3 separate regions of the Homo sapiens genome follow, and regions 1 and 3 are each linked to region 2. A link is a contact called in ENCODE Hi-C data. All regions are on one chromosome and are shown on one strand. The core of a region is the stretch at or near the end of the contact, and the rest is flanking DNA. Distances in the headings are between cores, read along the strand shown. Region 1 holds the start of MSL3 (MSL complex subunit 3). Region 2 holds the start of CDKL5 (cyclin dependent kinase like 5). Region 3 holds the start of PRDX4 (peroxiredoxin 4).

Region 1 (4,670 bases), core at 2,171-4,670, 6.7 Mb before region 2:
GTTTGGCGTTAGGCATCAGGATTAGTTAATTTAGTGCGTCAGGGGCTCAACAGCTCCCCAGTGACCCAGGTGAGCGAGTGCTAGCCTTGGGCTCTCATCCTCAGAGCCTCAGTGACGATGGCCAGCTCCGTGGTGCCAAGGTGGCTACAGCACTGACACCCTCTCCAACGCCGCATTCTGATGCAGATGATAACACCCAGTGAGGAAGAGGAGACTTTATGCCAGATGTATTTCTTTTGGGGGGAGGCAGGTGGAAAATATTTTCCAGAAGTACTCACAGTTCCCCATTTTAACTCGCTATGAGAATTTCTCATTGGCCAGGCGTGTATCACATGACCATACTTAAACCAGTCACTGTAAGAGGAAGGGGATTGCCGGGATTGGTTTAGACCAGTAGTTCTCAGCCCCGCCTGCACAATGGAATCGCCTGGGAACTTTGGAAACAAAATTCCAACTCCTGGCAACAGTATTTTAACAAGTTTTCAAAGTTCCCCAGCTGTTCCAAATGTATACCCAGAGGTGAGTCCTACCGTATTAGCCCGATCAAGTGTCACTCCAGCCCTGGTGAGAGGTCTGCTCTAACAATGTGGGATGGCAAACACCTGAACAAAATTGGGCCTCTGCCAGCGGGGCGGCGGGCGACGCAACTAACTGGATCCCGCACTGCACTCACCTTGCTAAGAGAAGCAATTCCTGTAGGTGACCTATAATGAGAAATCAAAAAGATTTGTTATAAGATTTAATGGTTATCTTAATCCCGACAAAAACAAGACCATTCTATAATCATGCCCGAATACAGACGAAACTACTGTCCAAACCTCAAAAACTGGAAAATGAGGAAAACACCTAAGTTGCAATTCAAGAGTGCCTTCCTCTCTGGAGCTTTTTCAGATACTCTCCCTCCTCCTAGAGAGAAGTAAGCTCTTCTGTCTCCTCTATTCCACACCAGCTTTATCAGGGTATGCACATAAAGCTTGAACTTGATTGCTTGCTGCTCCGCCCTCCTGAAATGTGCCCTCTGGGAGGACAGGGGTAATGTATGTATTCTACTTTGTGTGTCTAGCAACCAGCACACAGGAGGTCCAATAAATATTTGCTGAATGAATGAATGAATGAATGGGGGACACGGAGAAACAGATAAGAAATGCCTAATGTCAAGAGCAAATATTTACCCAGCCCTTATATGTCAGGCACTACACAAAGCCATGTACACTGAATTGACTCATTGACTCCTAAAAAACCCTATGAAGTAGGAGCCACTATTTCCTTCATTTTAAACATGAACAAAGTGCATTACAAAGAGACTAACCAGTTGTCCATGGTCACAAGCTAGAAAGTGACAAGCATGGGACTGGGTCCTGGAGAGTGGTTTGCAGAGCTGGCCATGTTCTTAACCTTTACACCCGAGAGGAAAAATGATGTCCTGCATTAAGGGTGGAGCCCTCTCTAGTGGATCCTAATCTGGAGGAGGACTGTAAGGGGTGCTGCCATTGGCAGGCTTTTTAACTTTTAGGTTCCTGAAGGCTTTTGCATTCTTGGACTTTTTAGAGGGACGGGGAAAGAGGAATTCCTCAATGACATAAGAAGGGGTGGAAATGCGGAGAAACAAAGGAAAGCATCTAAAATCCTATCCCTGAAAGGGTAGAGCCTGCAGCAGAACTCTCTCCAATCATGGGCAGGAAAAATAAAAAGGTGAATACTTCAGTTACGGTTTACACAGGACGTGCAATTACATGTGCTTCCAAGCCGCCCCTGCCATTTGTGGGGAACACCACCATCTACTGTTCTCATCTCTGATACACCACAACCTGGAGAGGAATCATGGTTCCAGTTCTAGTTTCTGCACCGTATTACCCCAAAGGCCATTTGACCATCTTCCCCCAACCTTTAACTCCTCTGTATAGCCTTATTCTGGCGGATGCAGCTATTACTCACCCAATTCCTTGGGCCAGAAAACCTGGAAGTCTCTCAAGATTCCTCCTTCCCTCTCCTTCACATCCAATTGGCCACTGAGTTTTGTGGGTTCTATTTCCTAAATCAATCTGTTCATTCATTCCATATTATGTGCCACGAATACGCCGTGATGAATTGGATAAGACCCCTACCCCCAGCTTCAAAGAGCTTACTGTCTTAATGAGGTCATTTTGCAAATGAACAACCCATTCTATAGCACAGTGGTACATGCAAGAAAGGGGTTAAGCAGAGTCCTGGGAGGGAACACCTCAGGGCTTTATGATTCATCTTGGGAAGCCTGAGGGCTTTTCTGTTGGCATGCCCACGCTGAAATGTGAAGGATGTATACCAGGAACCTGGTGAAGGAAGCGTGCAGAGGGGAAGCAAATGCAACTTTCTGGAGGCTAGAACAGAGAAGGGGAAGTTCACCAGGTCCGCAGAGATTAGCCTGGAAGCTGGTCTCCAGCCCGGTCCTAATCCAGTAATTACACTGCCCAACGGCTTTCCAAAACTCAAAAGAAAAAGCCCAGCACTGTCCTTCCTGTCCCTGGAAGTTTGTCCTTCAAGTCTCCCATCACTTGTCATTCGCTCATCAAGTATTTACTTAACATCCACTCTGTGCAGGTACCATATTGATAGCGGCCTCAAGGGTGCTTCTATTTAGGGAATTTTTAGTCTATTGGAGCAGATAGACCGTGGGGGGCATTCCGGGGATGCTGGGGGCTGTCAGGCCACGCTAGAAGCTGACACTGAAGACGTCAGCTACTCTTTAAGGACCCATCTGCCTCGCTGCCCACTGCTCAACCCGTCACTGGGGGCTCCAGGCCTGCCACCGGCTTGTCCTCTGAAGGGATAAGCAAGTGTTCTATTCACAGCCCGGAGTGCCCTTCTGCCCTCGCCCGAGGCCACTGCCCGCCTGGGGCCAGCTCCAGCGCTGCGTTCTCCAAGCGTGGCCACACTCATCGGCGCGCTGCTCTGCCAAGGGGGCTGACGCGGCGCGCACGGCCAGGGAGCTCTTGGGGGCAGACGCCGTCCAGCCTCCCGGCCGCCGGGTGCCTACTCCAGACCGGCTCTCTCTCTCCCTAGGCGCCTCCCACGCCCGGGCCGGAGAGCGGGCGCTCGGGGCGACGGACGACCCTGCGCGCACGTGGGCGCAGCCTGGAGGCCGCGGGGACCCTCTCCCATGGGGGCGACGGGAGACGTCCTGCCGGTAGACCTTGGCCAGGGGGTCGCGCTCCCCGCCCGCACCCCTCCCGGAGCCCCGGCGGGGACGTGCGGGGACGCGCCCGGGCGGGAGCGCGCGCGCCAGGCGCCTCCGAGGTCCCGGCAGCGGCTCGGGGCGGGCGGAGGAGGGGCCGAGGGCGGGGCGGCCGCAGCCTCCGCCATTCCCGGCCCCCCCCGGCCACGGCGCACCGCCTCCCCGCCCCCGCCCGCCCTCCCCCACCGCGCGCGCTCCGCCCGCCCCGGAGCCTCGCCCTCCGCCACGATGAGCAAATGAGCGCGAGCGAGGGCATGAAATTTAAATTCCACTCAGGGGAGAAAGTGCTGTGCTTCGAGCCTGACCCCACCAAGGCGCGAGTGCTGTACGATGCCAAGGTGCCGCCGCGGAGGGACAGGGAGGAGGCGCGGGCTGGGGGACCCGGGACCGGGGGCGGGGGCGGGGGCGGACGGCCGCGCGGAGCTGAGGGACCGGCCGGGCTCCTCGGCCTGCGAGGAGCGGTGCGGCCGGCAGGGGGCGCTCACAGGGCGCTACGCCCGGGAGTCGGGGCGGGGTCTGGGATGCTTCCACTTCCTTCCGTCAGGCCGGGCGGCGCACGCGCGGTTGGGAGCCTCGCCCATGCTTTGTCGCGTTACCGGGGCTACCGTTTGCGCCCCCGACTGCAACGGTGGCCGCTGAGGGAGGAGGCTTCTCGAATACGGTTTCTGTCTTCGCGTTAAATGTCTCCTTCTGTGCGGCCTGGTGCCGGGTGGGCTCCTGTGGGACGCCCTGGCCGTCCGATCCAGGTTCTAATTCATAGTTACACGGCGCTGGCCGCTGACTTGCGACGTTGTGTCCCTGGGACCCTAGTCCAGTTTAGGCCCCATCCCGCCTGTAGGCCGTGAACCCCATCCCGAGGGCAAGGTTGGCCCAGTGTTTTCGTACCCCAGGGCCTTGCAGCATTTACGTTTTCAAACTCTGAAGGATTTACGTGGGTCTGACCATAGTTGATGGGAATCGCGCCCCGGGCCGGTCCACCTAAGTCTCCGGGAGCTGAGCCACATCTTGCAGCTCCTCAGATTTGGGTGGCGGGCAGGAGTTGGCACCAGGTCTCCCAGATCCCCAAGGAAAGCACCCAGGTGCTTTCATTTCAGAGACCTGGGTTCCTAGGGCCACCTGGGCGAAGCCTTAGGCGGCAGGGACAGGGGCAGTCCCAGGTGTGTCTTTGGCGATGTCTGGACAGCTCTGTCCATTAGAGATGCTAAAGGACATCCCTAAAGGGATGAGCATATTCTGCCTTCAGTTCCCTCCCCTGCTGCTCCTGTCTTTTAACCGCGTCTGCTATCCCTCTTTCTCCTCGCCCTCCAGCCTCCTCGGGGCGGAGGGGGGGGGGCACGCCCCATCATTAGTTTTAGTTGTTCCCTCTAGGGACACAACAGGGAGGGATTCCAGAGTCTCCAGCTAGCCATCCTGGCACTGGACATAGGGGAGCCCAGGAGACTACAACTCCCAGAGCTCT
Region 2 (4,602 bases), core at 1,485-3,984:
AGAGGATTAGAGATAATGTGTCAGATTTAGCAAATAAAAATCGAAGATGCTCAGTTAAAATTGAATTTGAGATAAACAGCAAATAATATTTTAGTCTAAGTATGCTCACCTCTTTCTACAAACACTACAAATTTATACATTAATTTGGTTCTTAAGCTTTTCTCCCAGATCCTGATTGCATTACAAGGTCTAGACCTAGAAGGGCATTTCGTAATTTTTTTGGCAATGGTTAGAACCTTATTTAGTTTTCTAGCCTTGTTCCACATGTATCCAGGATAAAAATACACATTTATACTAAAAATTATTCGTTGTTTATCTGAAATTCAAATTTAACGGGGCATCTTGTATTTTATCTGGCAACCCTAAATCTATGTGAAGTTCTTGGCACAGAGCAGGTATCCATTCACTGGCTAGTATTAGTGTTCTTTCTACATAAGTGCTCAGTTAAATGGCAGCATGGTACTTTTTTTTTTGGAGACAGAGTCTTACTCTAGCCCAGGCTGGAGTGCAGTGGTACCATCTCGGTTCACTGCAACCTTGACCTCCTGGGTTCAAGCAATTCTCCTGCCTCAGCCTCCTGAGTAGGTGGGATTACAGGTGCACGCCACCACTCCCGGCTAATTTTTTTCTATTTTTAGTAGAGATGGGGTTTCACCATGTTGGCCAGGCTGGTCTCGAACTTCTGACCTCAGGTGATCCACCTGCCTTGGCCTCCCAAAGTGCTGGGATTACAGGCGTGAGCCACTGCTCCCGGCGCATGGTACTTTTTAAACTTTTACTAACTTTCTAGAAAGGTTAGTTTTTGACCAAAAGACGAATTAACTAAACTGCAAGTGACTGCAAGAAATCCTTTACCACTACTTAAAACCAGATCAAAGCAAATGTCCCTAAGCAGAAGGTCATATTTGTGTATATGGGATGGCACATTATAAGGCATCTAATATTACTACTTAATACTAAATTGGACCTATATTAACAGATGTTCAGTTATTGTTTTTTCTCCATCTTCTCAATCTATACGGATAATTAATTTGTTACTTCCGGTTCACCAGGTCTAAATAAAATTTTAAAAAATTATTCATTTGAGTCAAAGGTAATGCTGCTGAAATTCCTAGTACAAAGGCTCTGATATACAGGGATGAAAATGGAGTGATTGCCCCAGGAGTTCTGGATCCACGTGGGTGAAGCTAGAGGTCACAGCACTGTTACTTTGCATCTGGAGGAGGCAGGAGACTCTGCGAAGCCCTCTGTTGTTGCCTCTGACTCCATTTTCCCTCTTTGCTAATTCATTGCTCCTACCTGTAAAATTTTCTAATATGCTTCCACTTTCATTTCCTCATCAAATATTCACCGTTATGAAAAAGAAAATCCTATTGGCTTGGTATCAAGTGGCCAAACTGAGCATGCTGCTACATATTGTTACCAGATTCACTACAGGAATAGATTAAGTGGATTTTATCCCAAATATCTATTTCCTATTACAGTACTGCATCTTTCTAATTTGGTGGCAGCTATGACCTCATACACTGCCTATTTTCCGTGCTTTTCCTAACCAGAAGAGACCCTATTTTTCTCCTTTGCTTGTTAAAGCGAAAATAATTATGCAGCTTTCCATAGATTTGTCCCCAATGTCTTTTTAAAAAAATTTTTTTTCTTTATTTTCTAAAAGTAGCATTGGAAATGTTATCTCCTTCAATTTCATCACCTCTTCATCCTCCTTGGAAACCCGATCCATGGTGGGTATTAAGATCTTTACATTTGTACTGGTTGGGCGATGACTTCATTGCTTTCAAGCCAGCTGGGGGATCTTGTGTGGCAGAGCATCGGACCGAAGCGGAGGTGTGGGTCGTTGCTGCTGCTGCTGCTGCTACTGCTGCAACAGCTCTTTGCACGCGCCCAGCTGCTGTGTAAGGAATCCTCAGGCTGCTAGGTCTTTGCGCCTAACTCACCCAAGGGACCGCAAGCTGCTGGATGAGTGTACGTGTGAGTGTGTGTTGTGTGTGTGCATATGTGCGTGTGTGTGTGCACACGCAGCGGCAACAGTTGGGCAGCAGCAGCAATGGACTTCGATATCATTTTTACCAACAACAGAGATAAACCATCCTCCATCCTGTATTTCTCAGCTCCCGCCCCGAGTATGTTCTCCCCCTCTTCTCCGACTTCCCCCACCCCAGCCCCCGGCACGGGTCCCTCCGGAGGGAGGGCAGGGTAGCTGCGCTGCAGGCAGGATTCCCTCTTTTTTCCGCAGTGACAGGCGGATTCCGGGGCCTCCTCGCCACCTCCTACCCCCGCAGCCACCCCTTTCTCAGTCACGATCTCCCCACCCCACCACCGTCGACCCTCTCCCTGCTTCCCCGCTCTACCCCCCGGCGTCGACTCCAGGCTCGGGCCCCGCCCCTCTCAGCCTCTCCAGCCCAGGTTGCTAGGGCTTGGCGGGGCAACCAAACCTGGCGTGCCAGGAGGCGCGGCGCGCGCGTGAGCGCGCAGGCGAGCTTGTATAAGGAACCAGCGTTCTTCGGCTTCGGAGACTCGAGCACGAGCGGCGCGAGCCCGAACCCCAGGACAAGCGCTTCCTCCTCATTGGCTCCTACCAGAAGGGGGCGGGGTAAAGGCGGGATCGGGCAAAACCTGAGGTGCTTTCCCATTGGTCCGAACGGGCCGGCTGGGGCGGGGCAGTTAGCAAAATAGGCTGCGCGTTCGCTTCTGCTAGAGGGCGGGGCCGGAGGTTTCGATTAGTTGTCTCTGCCGCTGGGGAAGGTAAAGCGGCGACGGCGTCCTCAGGAGCTGTGGGGTCCCCTGCTAGAAGTGGGGGACTCGGCGGGGTGAGTAGTCGCGCCGCCACCCGCCCGCCAAGCCTTCTTACCCTTACATCGGCCCCGCGTCCACCCAGCTTCTCCTGAGAGTGGAGACCCACCCAGTCCCCCCGGGCGGACAAGAGAAGGGGCGGGGGCGCCGGTTCCCCCGGAACGGGGCGACGCGGTGAGGACGTCCCAGCCCGGAGTAGCCCCTCCTCAGCGCTCCCCTGCGCCTCTGGAAGGGCTTCCCCCGAGGGGCTGGGGCTGTCTTTTGGGGTGTGGGGAGGCGAAAGGGTGTGAAAGAGGGGCGGCGGGTCGAGCCCGCCCCGCGGGGTTCCCCTCAGCGGCGGGTCTGCGGCGTCCCCGCCCCGCCGCTCCCGCGGCACGAGCTCCCCGGGGCTTGCGGCGAGGTAAGCCCCTTCCCGCCGGCGCCGAGGAGGGGCCTGCGCGCCCCAGCCCCCTGCCCGAGTTCGGAGGGAGCCCGAGACTCGCCAGGGGCCGTCAGTCGCGGCCCGGGCCCTTCTGACCTTGGCTGCCCGCGAGGGTGGGCTAGCGACCGGGCGCCGGCCCCGCGGCTCCGCAACCTCCCCCGGACAAGTTTCAGGCGATGCTGTGAAGTTCACGACTGGCATAGTGCGGGGAAGAAGAATGGCCCCTTCTCAGACCTTCATACCTTTTGGACCCTCATAGAAATCGGATTCTGGGATTTGGAACCGTCTCCCAGAACGAACAGGTCCTCCTTGCATTGACACGTTTTGTGCCCACGTTGGGGAAAAAAATAACCTGAACATATTTCAGTGTAAAGGCAGATCTTCCTTGAGGGTTTTGTTTTTCGCTTCATTTGAGTGTTAAAGAACAGATGCCTGAATAAGAAAAGCCTGACCTTAGTATCTCTACAGTGAGATTAGACGGGTGCTGTGATATTTAAGTAGTTGCAGATCAGTATTCTGTTAGCACAATCTATTTTAATTGGCTGGAATTTAAGCTGATTTTAGAAAGTATTGTTGACACCGAATGATTTCTTTCTGTGCATCTGAATTAGGTTTGTTTGAACGTAATGGTTATATAGTTAATGTAAAAGATTACACAAATTAATTTGTCTGAGAGCGTTTGTCAGAAACAGGAGACAGAGATGTGTATAGAACAGGATTATCGTTTTAGGTAACATCTGCTGGAACATTTCCAGCTTGTTTCTTTCTTGCTGTAGGGTTACAAAAAAGACATCTTCACCGAGGCTATTCGGAATTACATGTGAGTGACACTTAGATGTAAATTTGTTTTTATTTCCTTCAAGTGTTTTAAAATGTTTTGTTCACAAAATGTGAAGAGGCTATATTTACTTGTTCCTGTATGTTAGTGTTGAAGGTGATAGTATGATCTTATGATTAACAATCCAATTAGGGTCCATTAATAATAGATTTTTAAAAAAGGCGTGCTGCTTTTCGAGAATATGATAGGTTGAGTACCTAGCAAGACTTCTAATTTCTTTTTATTAAAAGTACTATTTTAGGATTGAGAATTTTTGGCGTTGACACTGAAACCAGGAATAAGGAAGCCTGCAGCAGTCTTAGCAGTTTGACACCACCAGTAGGTGTTTCTGTTGACAAATGCAGAGAAGAGAACATTTGGGAAGGAAATCTTTTTTTCGGGGCGGGGGTTGGGGGGGAGGTGAGGGTGGTTGAGGGGGGAAGGAGCCAGAAGAGAGAAGCTAATGCTGCCAGCACTGTATGCTGAGCATTTCACAAGTACAAGGAAACCTAATTAGGGAAAAATTCCGTTTGGCTCTATTAAATAATAGAACTACAAA
Region 3 (4,586 bases), core at 1,333-3,832, 5.2 Mb after region 2:
GTGAAAGCAACTTGAAACTGAGGCTGTCTGCAATATTAGGTGTTATTTATAAAATCAGGTGTTTGCAATGTCAGTTGCTTACTGTGGGCCAGGTTCTTTGGGAAACAAAGACCTATTACACATTGATTTCAGCCCCAGACAGCCCACAGTCTAGTAGAGGAAAGACAAACTTAGGATGGTTTCTGCAGGATTCAGAAAGATAACAGGTGCTTACAGAAAACAAACTTAACATGTTCTCACTTAATTGTGGGAGCTAAAAATTAAAACAATTGAACTCATAGAGATAGAGAGTAGAAGAATGGTTACTAGAGGCTGGGAAGGGTAGTGGGGGGCTGGGGAGGAAAGTGGGGATGGTTAGTGGGTACAGAAATATAGAATGAATAAGACCTAGTATTTGATAGCACAACAGGGTGACTATAGTCAATAACAATTTAATTGTATACCCTAAAATAACTAAAAGAGTATAATTGGATTGTTTGTAACACAAATGATAAATGCTTGAGGTGATGGATAACCCATTTGCCATGATGTGATTGTTACACACTGTGTGCCTGAATCAAAATATCCCATATACCCCATAAATATATATATATACATATACATATATATATACATATACCTACTATGTAGCCACAAAAAATTTTTTTTAATTTAAAAAGAAAGATAACAAGCACTTGCAGGAGGACAGAGGGCACCCTGGGATCATACAGGCTCATGCCTGTAATCCCAGCACTTTGGGAGGCCAAGGTGGGCGGATCACAATTAGCTGGGCATGGTGGCGCGCACCTGTAATCCCAGCTACTCGGCAGGCCGAGGCAGGAGAATTACTTGAACCTGGGAGGTGGAGGTTGCAGTGAGCCGAGATTGCCACTGCACTCCAGCCTGTGCGACAGAGCGAGACTCTGTCTAAAAAAAAAAAAAAAAAAAAAAACAACCTAACACAGGGTTAAGTTGCAACATTGCCTGTTTGCCCCATAGTTCCTTTCCAGCTGGAAGAGAAGAAATGGTCTAGGGATATGGCTTTTCAGGTTAGACTTTTCTTCTCCAAGTTTTCTGGGGACCTGAAAAGGGCTCCGACTTGAGAGAGGAGTCATGGCTGTTCACAAAGATCACTGCAAGGAAAAGAATAAGAAATGTCTGTTAGAGGGATAAAACGCGAGCTATTCAGAGGCAGAAAGGTCAGTTTCCCTTTGAGGGGCGGGGGTGGCGTGGGATGAGGAGGCTTTTTGGGAGAGATGGGCGTGGAAGGATGTCTAACAAGTGCTGGCGGCGAGGGTCGTTGGCACTTCAATGGTGGGAAGACAGCCATGGGCGAAGCTTTGTGGAAGAAATAGGTGTGAAGGATGAGAAGGCCTACAACAGTGCTGAGGGCGCGAGGCCAGTCACCTGCGAAGTTTTGTGTACAAGATGGGCCCAGAAGGATGAACAGGGTCTAAAACAGTGCTGAGGGTGGGAGTGCAGAAGATCGGTCACAAGTGACGACACAAGGTGGTCTTAGTCCAGTTGGTGGACGCTCGGTGGCCTGGGCCTGCCCCCAGTGCGCAGACGCACACGGCAGGTTGCAGCGGCAAGCGGGGCGGTGCCCACGGCGGGGAGATGGGTGGGGAGGGCAGGGAAAAGGCCAGGGGTTGGGTGATGGGGTAATTGTCAGAAAAAGGAACAACACTGCTGGGAGAGTTTTCTGGTAACTTTTCAAGTCTTCATTTAAATTAAAAAAAAAAAAAGCTGTCTTTGAAACAATAGATTAGGTCACTAAAAACTGCCTGTACGCCCTTGCATGCTGGAGGAAAGTAAATGGTTAGACCTACCCTCCCTAAGTTTTTCCAGGACTTAAAAGAGCTGCAAGTAGTGCAGATCATGGCCCCGTTCACACAAATCACTTCAAGAAAAAAAATTAGTAAATGTCTATTAGATCTTGAAACTTATTCCTGTCTATCTGGAACTTGGTAACCTCTGACCAACAACTAACTCCCCATTCCTTCCCTCTCGCCTCGCCTTCCCTACTTCCCAACCTCTGGTAAGCAGCAGGGTAAATACAGTCAATAATAATGTATATTTCAAAATGAATAAGAGTAAATTTGAAATGTCTCACCATAAAAGTCATAGGTAAACAAGGCGATGGATAAGTTAATGTGATGTAATCATCCCACATTGGATACATATTTCAAAAAATCACATTGCATCCCACGAATGTATACAATTATGATTTGTCAAGTAAATATAATTTTTAAAAACGTTAAGTGACTTTTTAAAAAGCTTATTAGAAGTATAAAATGCAAGCCATTCACAAGCATATAGGTTAGATTCCGCTTGTGAGGGGCTTGTGTGCAGTGGTGAGGCTTTGTGGAAGAGATGGACGTGGAAAGATGTCTAAAACAGCGCGGAGGTCAGGAGACCTTGTCGCTGCCTTCACAGAGTTGGGCAACGCTCCCGGTCCTGGTCAGCCGCGGGACGCAGGCGCAAATGCAGGCTTGGGATGGGGGAGGTGCGGCCGGCGCCCACGTGGCGGGGCGGGGAGCAGATAGGGGGGGTAGGGGGAGGAGCTGGTCTCGCGAGGCCGCGCCCCGGTTCGCGCGGGCGTCGTGCACGCGGTTGTAGCTGCCCGGCGGCGGCAGAAGCGGCGCTCGCGCCAAGGGACGTGTTTCTGCGCTCGCGTGGTCATGGAGGCGCTGCCGCTGCTAGCCGCGACAACTCCGGACCACGGCCGCCACCGAAGGCTGCTTCTGCTGCCGCTACTGCTGTTCCTGCTGCCGGCTGGAGCTGTGCAGGGCTGGGAGACAGAGGAGAGGCCCCGGACTCGCGAAGAGGAGTGCCACTTCTACGCGGGTGGACAAGTGTACCCGGGAGAGGCATCCCGGGTATCGGTCGCCGACCACTCCCTGCACCTAAGCAAAGCGAAGAGTAGGTGGTGTCCCGCCAAAGGGTGGGAGGGGAGATTCCGGAGACACGTGTACCCCGGTTACACCCCCGGAATCTGGGCTTGGGCGGCACCCCCTGGGCTGCCTCCGGGCCCTGGGCGGGCCTGGTTCTCACCTAGGAGGGCGGGGAGGGGAATAAAGGGGAGTTCTAGCTGTGAAGAAAGGTATGGTTTCCACTGATCAGATTTTAGAAGAGGTAGTGGTTACCCCAAAAGCCGCAGCTGAGGGAAAGTGGGTGGCCCTAGTCCCGAGTTTGCATCGAGGATGTTGGGCAAACTGAAACAGTTCCTGAAACATCTCAAAGTGCCTTCAGCACATCCTGTCTTTTTCAGGTACTATTTCAGCGAAGGAAGACATTGATAGGTTGAATAATGATTCACAAAAAGTTTGATTAAACAGAAAAGTTGCTAAACACAGTGCTCGGGAGGTCAAACATTTCATTTTTCTTTCTTCCTTTTTGTTTGCATCTTACAAAGATTATTACTGAAAGCCACCTTCCCCAAAGCCTGTGTAGTTAATGGATATTCCTTATGTTTCTCAGACATGAAGAACCTATTACAGAGTGTACTTTTGAGGGAAATGGGGGAAAAGGTTAGAAGTATGCATTTGGGTTGATGATAAACCTCGTGGCAAATTTGTGTCCTGCCAATTTGGTTTTTGATTATTTGCATTTCTGTCCAGTGTACAAAGCTAATGGCCACTTTCAGGAATGACACGTCAGACGAAGTAGATACTGTGAAAGTTGTAGCCTGCTACATCTGGATGTTAAAATTAACCAAAAGTGAACAGTGGCTATAGATAAAGGCTGTCTCTTGCTTGCTATTCAGTAACCTGCTTTTCCTGCAGATCATTTGACATTCTGTAGGTGTGTAGTTGGTTTTTATGGTTCAGTTACAGCATGTTCCATGCCAGTATTCAGTGAAAAAAGTAATGCTTCAAATTCTGAATCCCTAGAGTTAAATGGAATGTTGTTATGACTTAGGATGGGTTGGTTGGGAGTGATAAATGAGAAAAACTGTTTTGTCCTCTTAAACATTTACAGTTCTTACTTGCTGAAAGTAAGTACTTTCAGTTAACCACTTTGGGACTTTTTTTTTTTTTTTATTTGAGATGAAGTCTTGCTCTGTCACCCAGGCACCCAGGCTGGAGTGCGGTCGCGCGATCTCGGCTCACTGCAACCTCCGCCGCCCGGGTTCAAGCGATTCTTCTGCCTCAGCCTCCCAGGTAGCTGGGACTACAGGCGCGCACCACCACACCCGGCTATTTTTTGTATTTTTAGTAGAGACGGGGTTTCACTATATTGGCCAGGCTGGTCTGGAACTCCTGACCTCATGATCCGCCTGCCTTGGCCTCCCAAAGTGCTGAGATTACAGGCGTGAGCCACGGTGCCCAGCCTACTTTGAGATTTTTAACAAAACCAGTCTTAAATTTTAAAATCAGTATTTCCAAGTCCCACTGGTTTTACTTGCCTGGGAAAGTATTTTAAATATGTCAGCCAGTTAAGTGTTTACTTACATTACATATATTTTCCATAGGAAACAAATCTACTTCAAAGCTTTCCCTTTACCAGCAAAACTTAACATTTTAGTTGTTTACTACATTTCTCTGTCACATGTAGGCTTATCTATAATTAAAGATACAAAGACTTTTGTTAGTAAAGACTATTAT

Evidence for each region. A loop is a pair of places that touch in the nucleus more often than their neighbours do. Pooled maps may share reads with other maps.
Region 1: a map of CD8-positive, alpha-beta T cell shows a loop between it and region 2 (10-fold over the local background). The contact joins the promoter of MSL3 here to the promoter of CDKL5 in region 2. A Hi-C loop is called at or near these places in 2 of 168 maps with a recorded cell type or tissue (CD8-positive, alpha-beta T cell and naive thymus-derived CD4-positive, alpha-beta T cell) and 6 of 50 pooled maps.
Region 3: a map of CD8-positive, alpha-beta T cell shows a loop between it and region 2 (10-fold over the local background). The contact joins the promoter of PRDX4 here to the promoter of CDKL5 in region 2. A Hi-C loop is called at or near these places in 2 of 168 maps with a recorded cell type or tissue (CD8-positive, alpha-beta T cell and naive thymus-derived CD4-positive, alpha-beta T cell) and 8 of 50 pooled maps.

Annotation. Positions count from the first base shown.
Region 1 is chrX:11,754,817-11,759,486 of GRCh38, forward strand. MSL3 (MSL complex subunit 3) reads left to right here and starts at 3,421. Exons shown (of 13, transcript NM_078629.4): 1 at 3,421-3,549. The coding sequence starts at 3,448. MSL3-DT (MSL3 divergent transcript) reads right to left here and starts at 3,267. Exons shown (of 2, transcript XR_007068393.1): 1 at 1,936-3,267; 2 at 1-704. RefSeq lists silencers at 2,961-3,160, 3,181-3,330, 3,341-3,720 and an enhancer at 3,574-3,868.
Region 2 is chrX:18,422,874-18,427,475 of GRCh38, forward strand. It overlaps CDKL5 (cyclin dependent kinase like 5), which reads left to right and starts at 2,735. Exons shown (of 18, transcript NM_001323289.2): 1 at 2,735-2,822. RefSeq lists an enhancer at 2,356-2,650 and a silencer at 2,986-3,055.
Region 3 is chrX:23,664,911-23,669,496 of GRCh38, forward strand. It overlaps PRDX4 (peroxiredoxin 4), which reads left to right and starts at 2,583. Exons shown (of 7, transcript NM_006406.2): 1 at 2,583-2,901. The coding sequence starts at 2,661. RefSeq lists enhancers at 1-98, 2,342-2,636 and silencers at 2,386-2,565, 2,916-3,045.